Linked DNA regions of Homo sapiens: region 2 is linked to region 1. The links are chromatin loops, found by intact Hi-C in ENCODE. Cell type or tissue: stomach. All regions are shown on one strand. Links, peaks and the distances in the headings refer to the core of each region. The heading gives the core; the rest is flanking DNA. Region 1 overlaps BCAR3 (BCAR3 adaptor protein, NSP family member). Region 2 holds the start of MIR760 (microRNA 760).

Region 1 (8,663 bases), core at 371-8,370:
TCACTGTGTTGCCCTGGCTGGAGTGCAGTGGCATGATCTTGACTCATTGCAACCTCCACTTCCTCGGTTCAAGCAATTCTCCTCCCTCAGCTTCCCAAGTAGCTGGGATTATAGGCCTGGGCCACCATGCCCAGCTAATTTTTTTTGTATTTTTAGTAGAGGTGGGGTTTTGCCACGTTGGCCAGCCTGGTCTCGCACTCCTGACCTCAAATGATCCACCCACCTCGACCTCCCAAAGTGCTGGGATTATAGGCATGAGCCACTGCGCCCAGCCAAAACTCCCCATTTTAAACATCAGATCTCATGAGACTTATTCACTATCATGAGAACAGCATGGGAAAGACCTGCCCCCATGATTCAATTACCTCCCACCAGGTCCCTCCCACAACACATGGGAATTCAAGATGAGATTTGGGTGGGGACACAGCCAAACCATATCATGGGTGAATCTTGAATACATTACGTTGAGTGAAAGTAGACAGTCTCAAAGGCTACGTACTCTAAAATTACATTTGTATGATATTCTGGAAAAGGCAAAACTTATAGTGACAGAAAACAAATAAATGGTTGAAAAGAGGTTGGAGAAGAGATGAAGTACACCAAGGAGCTTCCAGGGATGATAGAAATAGAAATATCGTGATTGTAGTGGTAGTTACCCAACTGGGGTTGGCTGTCAGTGCTCATGGAATTGTACTGAAAAGGGTGACTTTTGCTGAATGCAAATTATACCCAATAAGCCTGACCTTAAAAAGCAAGCTAGGCTGGGTGTGGTGGCTCACGCCCTTTGGGAGGCCGAGGCAGGCGGATCACAAGGTCAGGAGTTCGAGACCAGCTTGGCCAACATGGTGAAGCCCCTGACTACTAACTAAAAAAATACAAAAATTACCCGGGCATGGTGGCATGCGCCTGTAATCCCAGCTACTCGGGAGGCGGAGGCAGGAGAATTGCTTGAACCTGAGAGGTGGAGGTTGCAGTGAGCAAAGATTGCGCCACTGCACTCCAGACTGGGCGATAGAGCCAGAGTGTATCAAAACAGACAAAAAAAGGCAAGTTAAAGCCTTGTATTTCAGTCCTTAAGTGCTGCCACCTCAGTAGGAGAAATTTTCCATTTTGAGATGGGCCACACCAGGGAGGCCAGACCCTTGATGAGATGGAAAAAGTGCCGAGCTTGAAGATTTTTGACTGCAGTGGCTCATTCAACAGATATTTTTTAGTATATACCATGTGTTTGTAATTGTTCAGTCAGGTCAGACCAGGTGGGAAGAAAGTGTTACCAGGAGCCTAACCTGAGATAGTCGCAGTGGGAATGGAAAGTTAGGCCACATGGTGAAGGGCTTTTAGAGATAGAATTAAGACCCAGTTATTAGGGAAGCTGAGAGATTCTAACAGGATGTAAATGGTGCAGGTGAGGGAGAGAAGCTAGGGGCAGTTCCTGGGACCACACCAGTACCTAGCATTGTGCCAGAAGCCAGTAAATAGGGAGGAAAGGAGATGTCCATTTGGAAACCTTGTTACCACAGTGACGTTAATCTTCGAGCATTTGTGGATATCTTTAGACCAAGGGGTCAGCAAACTATAGCCTAAGACCAAATCTAGCCCACCACCTATTTTTATATGACCACTAAGCTAAAAGTGGATTTTATATTTTAATATGGCTTTTTTTTTATGTGGAGTTTCGCTCTTGTTGCCCAGGCTGGAGTGCAACCATGCAATCTCGGCTCACTGCAACCTCTGCCTCCCAGGTTCAAGCAATTCTCCTGCCTCAGCCTCCCAAGTAGCTGGGATTATAGGCACCCGCCACCACGCCTGGCTAATTTTTTATATTTTTATTAGAGACGGGGTTTCATCATGTTGGTCAGGCTGGTCTTGAACTCCTGACCTCAGGTGATCCACTGCCTCGGCCTCCTGAAGTGCTAAAATGGCTTCTTAAAAATCAAAAGAAGAGTGGCAAAATTACATAAAGTTCCAGTTTTTATGTGCATCCATAGTTTTATTGGAACACAGCAATGCCCATTCATTTATGTATTGTCTGTGGCTGCTTTTCCTATAATGGTGGGATTGAGTACAGATTCTACTCCACTTACGATGGGGCTACATCCCAATAAACCCATCATCAATTGAAAATATCATAAGTTGAAAATGCATTTAATACACCTAATCTAGAGAATATTATAGCTTAGCCTACTGAATATTATAGTTTACCCCAGCATCACCTAAGAGTATCATAGTGCATGTTGCTAGGCCAGAAAAGATCACATTTCAAAATTTGAAGTACAGTTTCTACTGAATATATATCACTTCAGCACCGTCGTAAAGTTGAAAATCAGTGGAACCATTGTTAAGTTAGGGCCTCTGTAGTTGTGACACTATGGCCTCAAAAGCCTAACAGAACCTTTTACAGAGTTTTCTGACCCTTGCTCTAGGCTGTTTGCACCTTTGCTGTTTCTGTTTTGCCTTCCCAATAATGCATAACAGGCTTTCAACAAAAGTGAGTCCTTGGGCAAATTTTATGATCTTGCACAATCACAAGGATAGTGCTTTTGTCACACTGTGCAGGATTTGGACGCATCTCTGCATCTTATGAGGTGTACCTGTCAGCTCTGAGCAGCATCTCTCTGCTGCCCTGGTCGGTTCTGGCATCTTTAGCCCAGATGGATGAACAGGTGTGTGGGGGCAGCATGGGTACTTGAACCCTGACTGCTCCTGCCTGGGGCTTGCGTGGATAACTCCTCAGGCCAGACACTGCTTTGTCCATGCAGCCTGAGATGGGTTTTCTTGTGCCACAAGTCAGAGAGAAGGGACTTCTCACTGGGCCTCCTGAACTTGATGGTTTGAGATAAGGTCAAACCCTGGAGCTGCCCTCTGGAGGTGCTGAAAGGAACATGGTCTGGCCAGTGAGAGGAATAAGACCAGATTTACATTCTGTGTGAATTTGTATTCTGTGCTGCAGGCATCAGCCTTGAAGCTGAGGCACCATCCTCCCTAACTCGAGGAAGGATTCTTCTGAGATCCCGAACTGTAGGGATGACTGAGAGACTCAAAAACTAACAGGCAGGCAAGAATTGAAACTGTGGCTTCTGACGGGACTCAGCTCCATATTGGACTTCGAATCTGGTGTGGCCTGTCCACCTCTAACCTCATCTCCTGCCACCCCAATAGTCACTGTCCTCTGCCACCCTGGCTTTCCCTAGTGTCTCTGGGGCTTTGCCTTCCCATTGGCCTGGAAGGTTCTGAGGCAGAATAGCTGAGAGGTTTGGAGTGAGTGCTAGGACACTGCTGTGGGTTGAATTGTGTCCCCCAAAAGCGATATGTTGAAGTCTTAACCCCCAGTAACTGTGAATGGTGACCTTATTGGGAAATAGGGTCATTGCAGATATAATCAAATTAAGATGAGGTCATATTTGACAAGGATGGGCCCTAATCCACTGACTGGTGTCCTTATAAGAAGAAGATTTGGACCAGACACAGGTGTAGAGGGAGAAGGCCATGTGAGGACAGATAGAGACTGGGGGATGAGTCTGCAAGCCGAGGAGTGCTAGCAACCACCAGAGGTGAGGAAGAGGCAAGGCAGGCTCCTCCCTGCAACCTTTGGAGCCATTGTGGCCCTCCGGATACTTTATATAGGATTTTTAGCCTCCAGAGCTGTGAGACAATAGAAACATTTCTATTTTAAAGTAGCCAAGTTTGTGGTAATTGGTCTTGGCAGTCCTGGAAACTAATACAAATCCAGAGCCCGGTTTTAGCCGTTTCTTGGTTGTATGACCTTGGGCAAGTTACTGAAGTTCTCTGGAGCTCAATTTCCTTAACAGTAAATGGGAAGATCGGGGATTAAACAGTGAATACATGTGAAGTTCTTAGTTCTTAGCACAGTGCCCCACATGTACTTAGCACTCAGTAAATACCAGCTATATGGCTGGTTCATTTGACACATTTCACTGCCTCAGAACAGCCTTCCCTGACATCCGTACTAAAAGCAGTCCCCAAGTCACTATCTCATTACTCTGTATATTATCCTCATTTGTCCCAAATTTTATTTATTTTATTTTTTTTGAAACAAGGTCTGGCTTTGTCACCCAGGCTGGAGTGCAGTGGCGCAATCTCAGCTCACTGTAATTTCTGCCTCCCAGGCTCAAGCCATCCTCCCACTTCAGCCTCATGAGTAGCTGGGTCTACAGGCATGCACCATCACACCTGGCTGATTTTTGTATTTTTTTTTTTTTTTAGAGACCTGGTTTCACCATCATGTTGGCCAGGCTGGTCTCAAACTTGTGAGCTCAAGTGATTCGCCTGCCTTGGCCTCCCAAAGTGCTGAGATTACAGGTTTGAGCCACCACACCCGGCCTTATTTGTTTACTTTTAAAAATAAGACTTCTCACTAGCATGTGAGTCCTGAGGACAAAGACCCTTCTTTTGTTTAGTGAGTGAGCACCCACACCAGATGCACAAGGGCGTTTATTTTAATTTTTAATTTTTGTGAGTACAGAGTAGGTGTATATGAGATATTTTGATACAGGCATACAATGTGTAATAATCACATCAGGGTAAATGGGGCATCCATCACCATTTATCCTTTGAGTTACAAACAATCCAATTGTACTCTTCAGTTATTTTAAAATGTACACACACTGGGCACTTAAATTTAGGGAAGGGGGAATGAGGTTGTTCTAAAAATTTTATATTTTGCAAAGCAGGTAATGCTGATGTCTCTAAAATTTTTCCAGAAATCCTTCGGTGTTTTTATTGCAAAACAGCAAAGAGGTTCCCGCACCTAACCTCAGTCTACCTTCTCTTGCCCACCTGGTACAGGATAAAAACTGTGGGGTTGCTGTTGTCACCTTAAATACTCACATATTTGGGCAGAGATATACACTGTTTTTAAAAGTGTAGTTCTGGCAACTTCTATGACTTAGACCTATCTACTCTTTGGGAGATCTTGTTAACTATAGGGAGTCAGTAACTTCAACACCAAAACGAGAGGCCTGGATTGCTAGCTTTAGAATCATTTGCTGTTAAGCTCTGCCCTCTAGTGCTCATCAGTGTCACAACAGTTCAGCATTTGGCTACAATTCGGTTTCTAAATATTCTAAGAGCTTTTAATATTAAATGTAATAGCATGTCAGGACTTGTATTCAACTTCAGAAAGAAGAGCTGTGTTTACAATACATGAAAATGCAGATTTAAATTGTCAAGGAATTTTATTATTAGAATTAATTGTCAATGTTCTTGAATGAAGAGCTCTAAAATGCTATGATACTGTATGTAGATTTTGAGATAGGAGGTTTGCATTTGGCCCAAAGTGTTACCTCCGGTAACCAAGAAGTTTCCTGGGAACAACTTGTATTTGAATTGTGATTTGGTATCTGAAAAAACATCTCGGCTTGGCAGGAAGGATGCTGGTATTGGGTAAGGCAGAAGACTCCATGCCTGGGAGACAGCGTGTGCCCAGGCTGACTGGAGCAGGAGAGAACAGTGGGAGGAGCCTTGGGAGAAGCAGTAGGTGCTCCATGTTGCTTGAATGGGAAAAGAGATTCCGAGAAGAAGATCACGTTAAGAAATGAGTTTGGGAGGAATTTTATTTATTGCCAAACTGTCTAACTACATATAACTTTGCAACTTGCTTTTTTCATTGGACATCATTCCATATTAAACGTATGGGCCTCCCTCCTTCTTTCGAATGGGTACCCAGTATTCCATTGTATGAAATACAGTTATAGTTAACTAGTTGCCTACTGACATTTGGGTTTTGCTAATGTTCTGTTAGAAACAATTTTGTGGTTAGTACATAGTCATTTAGTAAGTATTTGTTGAGTCTCTTCCCTGTGCTGGTCACTGTTCCAGGGGCTGAGGATACAGCAGTGAACAAAACAATATCCCTGCCCCTGTGGAGCTTTTACTCTGGGGGTGGAGGACTGGAAAGACAATAAGAAAGACAGTCAAGTCAATCCTGTTAGCTGACGATGAGTGCTTAGCAGAAAAGATGCATCAGGGAAAGCAGCTATGAAAGTTGGAGTAAGGGGACATTAAATTTTAGATAGGGTGACCAGGGAAGGGCCTCACCAAGAAGGTGACTTTTGAGTGGAAATACAAGTCAACTGTAATGTCTAAGGGGAAGAAGAAGGGCAAGGCTTTGAAGCCAGGGTCCGCCTCTTCCATGGAGGAACGAGGAGGCCAGAGGCTGGAGCTGGTGAAAGCAGCTGGTGTTAGAGTGGCAGAAGGTGATGTGCGAGGGATTGTGTGTCAGAGTAAAGACTTCAATTTTTTCTGGAATGAGATGGGAGGCATCTCAGGTTCACTTTGGCTTCTGTGTTGCTGCTAGACTGCAGGGGACAGGGGCAGAAGCAGGGAGACCAGTGAGGAGGCTACTGTGATTGTCCAGATGAGAGATGATGGTAGTTTGGACCTGTGAGAGCAGGGGAGGTGGTAAATAAGGGGGTTCTAGGAATGTAACGTGAAGGCAGAGCCATCAGCACTTCCTGATGGATTGGACATGAGGTGGGAGAAGAGAGGAGCCATGCTTGACACTGGTAGGATGGTGCTGTTGTCAGTGGAGGTGGCTTGGTGTGCGTTAGTGTAAGAATTTTCAGAAGATAAAAATCTAGGAGTAGAATGATTCAGTGTCACATAATGGGTCAAAATAAAACTTCTTGGCAACCGAAAGTTTTTTTTATTTGTCGTTTCTTACATTTTTCTCAGTTTCTAATTTTTTTCTAATAGTGTTTTTATGATAGTTACTTATAAAAATAAAAACACCCCTGTAATTATATCCCTTAGTCTACTCCATAGGTAAGATACTGAAAACTTATGGCTCAATCAAAATTATGTAAAGCAAGTAACTTAAATATTAGAGCAGAAGTTCTTAAATTCATTTGTCTCAAGACTTTTTAAATTATTGAGGACCCTAAAAAGTTTTTGTTATGTGACTTCTAGCTATTGATACTCATCATGTTAGAAATTAAAATGGAATATTTTAAAATGTTTATTTAACTTATTTTTACTTGATGAGCATTTCATGTAATTCATTTAAAAATAAGAATAAACCCATTATATACCAGTGAATGTACATTTGTGGTAAGAATGACATTGTTTTACATATTTGCACATCTCTTTAGTGTCTGATAGAACACAACTTGATTCTTATATTTGCTTCGGTGTTCACTCTGTTGTTTTGTGTTACTTTGGTTGAAGTCTCAAATAATGTGGCCCTGCACAGGTATGCAGTTCAGAAAGGGAGGAGTATTTTAATAGCCTCTTCAGATCATTATAGTTGTTGGTCTTTGATACTAGAGTTCAACAAGTTGTAGTTCCTTAAAAGTTAACTGCAATGTGGACTCTGAAATCCTGTCAATGAACTTGTTTTATTTCCTTAAAATTCAATTTGAATGGATCTCTCTTGCAATTTGAATGGATCTTTTACCCATGCATGAGTTTATATCATCATGCATTGGCCATTTGAAAAATATTGGTTTACGAGTTATGCAGATCTTATAAATGTTACATATTTCACTATGTAATATCAGAACTCACATTCATTAATATGACCACCGATCTCATCAGAAAAATCATTAAAGTATTGGAAAGCTGTCAAACTCATGTGGTGAATACAAGTTTTCCAAAATTCTAATTTTCACTTGAAACCTGGAATTTTATCATTGGCAACAAACACTGTCTGTTGTTTTCCTTGAAGTAACAGGCTCACTTTGTTCGTTTTTCAGAAAATGGCTGCCAAATAAATACCCGAGTCTGAATAACCAAGTTTGTCAGACATTCTTTGAAGTAAAAATTGTGCTCTATGAAAAAGCAGCTAGTTGAGCCCACAATTCAATTGCACAGTTGCTTTTCCTTCACACAAACTCTGTGCTTGGAAACACAGCAGAATTGTTTTCTGTGCATGTCCTGTTGCATTGTATAGAATACTAAAGAGACATGTACTCGAGGGCCCATATTTAATAAAGTGAGTAATTCTCACTGCTTCATCAAAGACTTCTAGGTGGAACTGGCTATTTTTCTTCAATTCTTTGAGCCAATGGGAGTCAAGAGTGCAATGGCCCCTGGTAGAGTTTGGTGCCTCTGCCTTGCTTTGTGCTGAGGCACCAGGAATTAACCCATCATAGCTTTTGCACCACCAGTATAAATGTCAACCCAGTGAAACAGGCAAAAAATGTCTCTGTATTATTATGAAAATAAGTTTTGACCTCTCAGACCCCCAGAAGACCCCCCAGCCTGCAGATCAGCCTGTGGAACACACTTTGAGCACCACTGTACCAGAGGGTCTTTTGCTACTTAAGAGACTAAAAGCTGCAAAAACACTTAAAACACAAATAATCCCCTCTTGTTTATCTAAATCCATATTTATTTCTCTAGCAAAGTTTACTTTTAAGCTCAGCTTGCCCAACAGTTGCATTTACATTTAAAGAGACTTGTTTTTAATGTAGGAAAGACATTAAATTTTCATTTAAAAGTAAGGAAAAAATTGAGAGTCAATCCTTGAAGTAAGGGTTCTCAATTGTGGGCCTGTTCCTTGCAGTGGAGTGGATTGTGACACCTCTGGAAATGCTAACTCTATGTAACATAACCAAGTCATGATATACTGTAAAGATCTGGTTGCTCATCATATACTATAAAGTGCTAGGCCAGAAGCAATTGTAACTCTCCTCTCATTGCTT
Region 2 (8,663 bases), core at 371-8,370, 220 kb before region 1:
CCGCCTCGGCCTCCCAAAGTGCCGGGATTACAGGCATGAGCCACCGCAACTGGCCGACCTTTAACTTTTTAAAAATTAACTTTTTATTATAAAGGTAAGATGGCTTATTAAGAAAAAACCTGAAACATTACATACAGGTATACAGTAAAAAGGAATGCTCCCTCCCTTCATACCACTGCTTCCCCCAAACCAGCATTACCCTAAAGTAACCACTGTTAATTGTTTGAATATCTTTCGGGAAATCATCTATGCATGCACAGTGATAGGAGTAAACATACATAATTTCTACTGTTACTATGGGCATTATTTAACACAAATGGAATCTCATTTAAAATATTCATCTGCATATCTTCTTTTTTCACATAATCTTGGATATTCTTGGATATAGCAATATATATAGATATTTCTCATTTTTAAAATGTCTGCGTTGTATTTAATTCTATGTCTCTACCACACTTTCTTTAAACAGACTATTATTGATGAACATCTAGATTATTTCCAATTTGGGAGCCATTACAAACAATGCTGTACATGCTATTCATTTTATGATAAATAAATGTCAATTTTTCTAACTATGCAAAAATTGTAAAATGTTAGAATATTAAAATAAGTATACACCACAACCAGGTAGGATCATTTCAAGAATGTAAAATGAGTTAAATATTACAAAATCTGTTAATATATCACGCAATATGAGATCAAAGAAAAATCTCCATAGATTATAAAGAAATAGGGATAGGTATTTTCTTAATGTGATAAAACATGTGTGTGCTCATGCCACACCAACCCCAAAAGCCAGCATCATGCTTAGTGAAGAAGCATTTCTATTTCTATAATGACCAGGAACAAGTCAAAGAAGTCCACTATCACCATTATCATGAAAAATTATTTAACATTTTCTGGATTACTGTACTAGCTAATGCTATTACAAGAAAAATAATAGTAAGCATAAAAATTAGAAAGGAAAAAGTAAACTTATAATTTGAGGCTATTTCTAGATAACACAACTTAGTCAACTGAAAAACTATTTTTCCTTTTTTAAATTGAGATATAACTCACTTATCATAAAATTCACCCATTTGAAAAGTGTATAATACAATGGATTTTTGTATATTCACAGTTGTGCAACTATCACCACTACTTCCAGAACATTTTCATCATCCCAGAAAGAAACCCCATACCCATTAGCAGTCAGTCACTTCACATTCTCCCCATTCCCAATTCCTGGCAACCGCTAATTTACTTTCTGTCTCTATGGATTTGCCTATTTTAGACATTTCATATAAATGGAATCATACAATATGTGGTCTTTTGTGATTGGCTTCTTTCATTTAGCATGTTTTCAAGGCTTATTAATATTGTAACATGAATCACTACTTCATTCCTTTTTTTGCTGAATAATATTTCATCAAATAGGTATACCAGATCTTGTGTATCCAATCATCATTTGATGGACATTTGGATTATTTTTACTTTCTGGTTATTAAAAACAATGCTAGCCGGGCATGGTGGTTCACACCTGTAATCCCAGCACTTTGGAAGGTTGAGGCAGGCGAATCACTCGAGCCCAGAAGTTCGAGACCAGCCTGGGGTAACACGGTGAAACCCATTCTCTACAAAAAATACAAAAATTAGCCAAGCATGGTGGTGCACGCCTGTAGTCCCAGCTACTTGGGAGGCTGAGATGGGAGGCTCCCTTCAGCTCAGGAGGTCGAGGCTGCAGTGAGCTGTGATCATGCCACTGCACTCCACTGCACTCCAGCGTGGACAACACAGCGAGACCCTGTCTCAACCACCGCAACAAAAATAATGTTGTTATGGATATTCCTATACACATTTTTGTGTGGACATGTTTTTAGTTCTCTTGGGGATATGCCTAGGAGTGGAATTGCTGGGTCCTATGGTAACTCTAATATTTAATTTTTTGAGGAATTGCCAAACTGTTTTCCAAAGAGGCCACACATTTTACATCCCCACTGGCAATGAATGAGGGTTCCAATCCTTGCCAATGCTTGTATTGTCGTCTTTTTTATTACAGCCTTCCTACTGGGTGTGAAGTGGTATCTCATTGTGATTTAGAACTGAAAAACTATTTTAAATAGTAAGATAATTTAATGAGATATAAAATTATTTAAAATATCAAAAGCCTTCTTATATATAAATAATAACCAGTTACAAAATATAGTGGAGGAAAGGATTCCAACAAAAAAGATAAACTATCTGGAAATAAAGTTAAAAAAATCAAGATTTATATTTAACACACTCCAGAAGAGCACAGGACTGAAAATGAAAAGGCATAGCTGTTCTTTATTTCCTCCTGCTGCTCTTACACAGGAAGACTCAACATCCTAATTAGTTCAATTCTCATTTTCTCTCTCTCTCTCCTCTCTTCCCTCCCTCCCTCCCTCTCTCCCTCCCCCTCCTCCCTCCCTCCCTCTCCTCCCTCCCTCCCTCCCTCTCTCTCTCTCTCTCATCTGGCTCTGTCACCCAGGCTAGAGTGCAGTGGTGCGATCTCAGCTCACTGCAACCTCCACCTCCCAGGTTCAAGCGATTCTCGTGCCTCAGCCTCCCAAGCAGCTGGGATTACAGGCATGTGCCAACATGCCCACCTAATTTTTATATTTTTTGTAGAGACGGGGTTTCGCCACGTTGGCCAAACTCATCTCAAACTCCTGGCCTCAAGTAATCCACCTGCCTTGGCCTCCCAAAGTGCTGGTATTACAGACATGAGCCACAGCACCTGGCCCAATTCTATTTTAATCTATAAATATAACATGACTCCAACAAAAATACCTCCTAAAATTAGAGCCAGACTAGCTGTAGCTAAAGCTCATGTGAAAAGATGATAAGGAATTGTGGTTTTACCCATAGACCCAGCCTTTCTGGGTTCTCATCCAGGCTTGTTGCTTATTAGCTGTGTATCCTTGCACAAGTTACTTAACCTCTCTGTCTCAGATGCCTCTTCCATGAAAGGGGATAATAGTATCTGCCTGGTAGGGCTGTCAGGAGGATTAAATGAAGATACATAGAGCACTGAGAATAGTACCTGTCATATAACAAATGCCAAATAAGTGCTATTATTATTCACTGAGGAAAAATAATAATTCAAGAATGAGTAGAAAAATGTTTAAAAAAACAAAAGAGTAACAAGAGAGGACTTGTGGGTGGCAAGCCACCTAGGTGCTGAGGCAAGAGACCGAGGGCATGAGCTGTTCCAGTATAATAAAATATATAAAATAAGAATAGTTATACTATAGATCATAGATATTATATATGAATATCATTAATCATTAGTTTGTAGCAATTAGTCTTTATTCCAATATTATAATAATCCTTACTCTATAATCATAACCTAGGAAAAACCAGGCCATACAGAGATAGGAGCTGAGGGGACATAGTGAGAAGTGACCAGAAGACAAGAGTGCAAGCCTTCTGTTATGCCCAGACAGGGCCACCAGAGGGCTCCTTGGTCTAGCGGTAACACCAGCGTCTCGGAAGACGCCCGTTGCCAAGCAGACCATGGTCTAGCGGTAGCGTCGCTGTCCAGGAAAAACACCTGCTACTTAGCAGACTGGGAAAGGGAGTCTCCCTTTCCCCAGGGGAGTTTAGAGACAACTCTACTCCTTTACCTCTTGTGGAGGGCCTGACTAGGCCTAACCATCTCCCTGTGATGCTGTGCTTCACTGGTCACGCTCCTAGTCTGCTTTCATGTTCCATCCTGTACACCTGACTCTGCCTTTTAGATAGCAGTAGCAAATTACTGAGAGTACTAAAAGTCTCTGATATGCAGAAATAATGGCACAAGCTGTCTCCTCTCTCCCTCTCTCTCTGCCTCGGCTTCCAGGCAGGGAAGGGCCCCCTGTCCAGTGGACACGTGACCCATGTGACCTTACCTATCATTGGAGATGGCTCACACTCCTTACCCTGTCCCTTTGTCTTGTATCCAATAAATATCAGCGCAGCCTGGCATTTCGGGCCACTACTGGTCTCCGCATCTTGGTGGTAGTGGTCCCGCAGGCCCAGCTGTCTTTTATCTCTTTGTCTTGTGTCTTTATTTCTACAATCTCTCGTCTCCACACATGGGGCGAAAACCCACTGACCCTGTGGGGCTGGACCCTACAAGGACTGACCCTACTAAATGGTAAAACAGCACAGTTCTGGTGAATCAAAATTAACAGAAAAGTCAGTGGAATAGAGCAGAGAATCCAGAAACCCATATGCAGCAGAGAATCCAGAAACCCATATGCATGTGGGAATTTAGAAAATTATAAATGTGGGCCGGATGTGGTGGCTCTTGCCTGTAATCCCAGCACTTTAGGAGGCAGAGGCAGATGGATCGCCTGAGCTCAGGAGTTCCAGACCAGCCTGGCCAACATAGCGAAACCCCGTCTCTACTAAAAATACAAAAATTAGCCGGGCGTAGTGGCATGCACCTGTAATCCCAGCTACTCAGGAGGCTGAGGCAAGAGAATTGCTTGAACCTGGGAGGTGGAGGTTGCAGTGAACTGAGATTTGTGCCGCTGCACTCCAGCCTGGGCAACAGAGCAAGACTCTGTCTCAAAAAAAAAAATTATAAATGTGGCATTTCAAATGACATCGTGTAGAAAAGAAGGAGTGTTCATTAAAAGTGATTTTGGGACAAAACTTCCACTTCACTCCTTATACAAAAACACATTCCAGATGAAGCAAAGATAAACAAAACCATAAAAATAAAGCCATTAAAGAAATAACTTAATAATCTGAGTGTATTATGGCCCCAAACCTAGAAGCCATAAAAGACTGATAAATCCAAATACATGAATCATGAATTTCTGTAAGACAGAAAAACAAAACAAAATACCATAAACAAAGTCAAACGACAAAAAGACTGAAAAAGAATAAGTGTAACATATATCACAAAGGGCTGTTTTCCATCATACCACAGAAAAATGAACACAACTCAAGAACAGATAAATCACAGGAAAAAAATTACAAATTATTCTCTGTATGGAAAGGTACTCATCTTGATTCATAATAAAAGACACAGTCCAGGCGTAGTAGCTCCTGTCTGTCATCCCAGCACTTAGGGAGGCCAAGATGGGAGGATTTCTTGAGTCCAGGAGTTCAAGACCAGCCTAGACAACATAGAGTGACCCCCATCTCTACAAAAAATTTTAAAATTAGCCGGGTGTGTTGGCATGTGCCTGTACTTCCAACTATTTGGGAGGCTGAGGTGGAAGCACTGCTTGAGCCCAGGACGTTGAGGGTGCAATGAGCTGTGATAGTGCCACTGCACTCCAGTCTGGGCAACAGAACAAGACCCTGTCTCAAATAATAATAATAATAATATAAATACAAATTTTAAAAAATCAATATAAGAGACGAATTAAAATCACAGCTAGAAACCACCTTTTGTGAGTTGTGGGGAAACAGGCACTCTCACACATTGCTAAGGAGAGAAAAATGGATACAATCTCTATGGGGCAATTTGCCAATATATATTAAAAAATGTACAGATTAAGAACGCACAAACCTTTGAACCAGCAATTCAACTTTCTAGGAATCTATCCTACAGATAGATGTACCTGTACTTGTGTACAATAATAAAAGAACAAGGATGTTCACTGATGCATTGTTTGTAATAGGAAAATACTGGCAATCTAAATGTCCAGCTATTAGGGACTGTTAAATCATTACCATACATACGTACAATGGAACGAGGCAGCTCTACATATATTCATAAGTAAAACAAGCCAGTATAGCATACTACCATTGTGTTTTTAAAAGGATATGTATCAATAACATTGTTATTTACGACATATTTATGACAAAAGATGTTAAAAATGCTGATATGGGCATAAAATAAATCTGAAAATATTTCCAAGAAACCATTACCACTAATGGCTTGTGGAGAGAATTGCAAGGCTGGACTATAGGAATAACATGGATGTTTACTTTTCCCTGTATCTTTTTTGACAATTTTGGATTTTGTATCTTTTGTGTGAATTACCTTTCATTGTTGTTTTACGAGTTTTAAGATTCCATTCATTCCTGGATTTATTTGCTAACCTTGTACAAAGTTAACAGTTGTCAGAAAAAGATATAGTAATTCCTGTCTTGAGGAGCTGATGGGCACTGGGCCTAGGACCTCTTTGCACTGGAATAATGGGGGAGGGGAGCGGGTGACCTTATCAGAAATGCAGATTCCTGGGCCCCACCCCAGACGGACCGAATTAAGAGTCCCAGAGTGACGGCAGAAATCTCCATTTTTGACGGGCTCCCGCTGGGATTCGGGTGTCTGCTCATCTGGAAGCCTCCATGCTGGAGAGGTAGTCAGCACAGCGCACGCAGGGCGTAGGCGTGTTTTCTCGTCCCTCCCTCGCAACCACAGTCCCGCTCAAGGCGTGGGGGTGTCACCCGAGACCCGGGCCTCCCCTGCACTTTCCTTTAGGCCGAAACCGCGAGCCTTCGCTTCAGTGTCGCTTTTCCTTCGCCGCCGCCGCCGCCGCCGCCGCCGCTCTTCTCAGGACCTACATCGACTGCCCAGTCGGCTGAGCTGGGCCCTGGGCCACCGAGGCCCGGGGAGCTGAGGGGCTCGGGACCCTGCGAGCCGCTTAAGAAAGGACCGCAAGAACCGAATGCAGTGAACTGCGAGAGCAGGGAATGAGAGAGAAGTTAAACCGTTTAGCAAAAAAAAAAAATAAGAGACATGATGGAGGCAGAAAATAAATTGTAGGGGGGAGGGAAAAAAGCGTTACGACTCCGCCGGGACTCGAACCCGGAACCTTTGAATGCCTTCAGCCTCTAGAAGTCCAATGCGCTATCCATTGCGCCACGGAGCCACCTGTTGGAGTCTCAGCGCATCTGCTATGTTAAGCCAGAGGCGACGGCCCCGCGCTCTTCCGACCGCGCCTCCCGTCGTCAGTGTCACCGAGACCCAGCCGCCGCGCTCAGGGCACTGCCATCCGCCTCAAACGCCAGCCGCAGGCTCTCGGTCTCCCCGCAGTGGTCGCCCCTCAACAAGGTCGGCGACCCAGTTGAGCCAAGGGCGGCCGCAGTCCGACGGTCCCACCTGGTCGGTGTGAGGGCAGCCGCAACCCGGTCCCCTTCACGGTCCGGGCCCAGCCGTACGAATCACAGTCGCGCTTTTCCCTCCCCGGCTCCCTTCCTGCCCCAAGCGCCCCGCCTACCAGGTCTCTCCGGCGGCCGCTCCAGCCCGGCCGGGACCCCAGAGTTGCAGGCCCAGGCCAGCCGTTGCACCGTTAAGCCGGGCCGGTGACGCCGGGCCTTTACGTCGCGCCTGTGAGCGGCCGAGGCCGAGCGGCCTCCCCTCGGGCTGCGAGACGTAAGCGGCGACCCCTCTCGGGCCTGGGCTCTTCCCTCGCGCCCGGCCGCCGCGCCCGACCCAGCCGCGGCTGGACCTGCGCGCGAGCGCCGCCGCGCGACGTCTGTGTGCGTGCTTGTGCGTGTTTATTTGCGCGGGGTTCGAAAAACGGGGTTTGGGTTGCATTTCGCTCCCCACAGACCCAGAGCCGAATTTCTGAGGTATCCGGGCTCTGGTGGACTGAGGGGGGCGACGCGCCCCGCGCCGCAGCATCCTCCGAGAGCTCGTCTTGCCGCCAGCACCTGCCTCCAAGGACGCCGCGCAGCTGCCCCGAGCCCGCGCGCCCGGGGCCCGCGACTGCGTGGGCGGAAGCCGGGAGGGTGTCAGCACGCGTGGGAGCGCTGGGAGCATGCGTATGCGGGTGCATGTGGTCGGAGGGCGCGCGCTCGAGCGCGGCCGCGGGGTTTCCTGGTGGCTGCGAGCGGTGGGGACGGCAGCGGGCCTGGCGCCGCTGCCCAGAAGGGTGCGGTCGCCACGAATCTGAGAGGCGGCTGGGTGGGGGCCGGCAGGTTTCCAGTGCCCGCAGTGATCCCCATCCGCAAGACCCCGAAGCCCTTTGAAATAGACGGTCAAAGCCGCGTGGTTGCTCTGCGACTGCAGCGGCGAGACCGAACGCCCGGCCCCCGTTCCTATTAGCTCACAGCAGTCCCGGCCCCGCCTACGGAGGATTCGCAGGGCGGCCGCTGGGCGCGCTTTCTCGGCTCGGCCACAGCCCGTTTCTGCACCAAACCCGCCAGCCGCGGCCCACCCTGTGCTTCACCCATACCCGCCCCTGCCCAGCATCGCCAGGCCTCAAATGCAGAATAGTCTCTGGCAGAGTTCAAAGAGGGAAAGGGAAGTCCTGGGAAGAGTCCAGTGTGGTAGGGATTTTACAGTCTTACTTAACCCCAAGACGAAGCTATGGGGCGGGTACATACACACCACCGTCCCCTTTATAATATAAAGAAGGGAAACTGCAGCTAAGAGAGGTTAAAAAACTCGTGTAGGGACGCCCAGCTAGTGAGCGTGGAGAACTGTGATGAATCATATTTTGTTATGTTTGCAAACTAACACGTTAGCTTTCACGGTTTCATGAATGCTGACAGAACACACCAGACTTCTGAGTCAGAGATAAAAGACTATTACAACAAAAGCAATAGCCAGAGTATCACCATTTTTGAGTTGGCTCCCTGGACCCCAGTTCTCACAGGAACGAAGCACACGGGCCCAGATGCATGCTTACACACAAGATGGGTTGCATTACAGAAGAGGAATGCTGAGCTTGGGGAACCCACCATGTTATAGTGAGCAGTAAGCAAGC

What was found. A loop is a pair of places that touch in the nucleus more often than their neighbours do. Peaks named below come from ENCODE experiments on the same cell type or tissue, not always from the same donor. Only the 100,000 strongest peaks of a DNase experiment are listed, where the experiment ranks them.
Region 2: a loop joins it to region 1, with 3 times the contacts of the local background. A loop is called at or near these places in 80 of 110 quality-filtered maps.

The regions. Positions count from the first base shown.
Region 1 is chr1:93,626,021-93,634,683 of GRCh38, reverse strand. All of the region lies in intron 3 of BCAR3 (BCAR3 adaptor protein, NSP family member), which reads left to right. Among named protein-coding and RNA genes, the nearest start is that of BCAR3-AS1, 38 kb to the right of the region's middle. In stomach, for the core only: CTCF peaks have their summits at 2,930 and 5,052 (motif pointing left); a DNase peak (open chromatin) is centred at 5,003.
Region 2 is chr1:93,845,731-93,854,393 of GRCh38, reverse strand. MIR760 (microRNA 760) reads right to left here and starts at 7,562; the gene lies at 7,483-7,562. It overlaps TRR-TCT1-1 (tRNA-Arg (anticodon TCT) 1-1), which reads right to left and starts at 6,821; the gene lies at 6,737-6,821. It also overlaps a transcript of BCAR3 not described here. RefSeq lists enhancers at 6,412-6,461, 6,676-7,466, 8,142-8,271 and silencers at 7,162-7,301, 7,482-7,861, 7,952-8,011. In stomach, for the core only: CTCF peaks have their summits at 3,452 (motif pointing right) and 8,045; DNase peaks (open chromatin) are centred at 6,433, 6,833, 7,743 and 8,013; H3K4me3 peaks cover 2,528 bases; H3K27ac peaks cover 2,405 bases.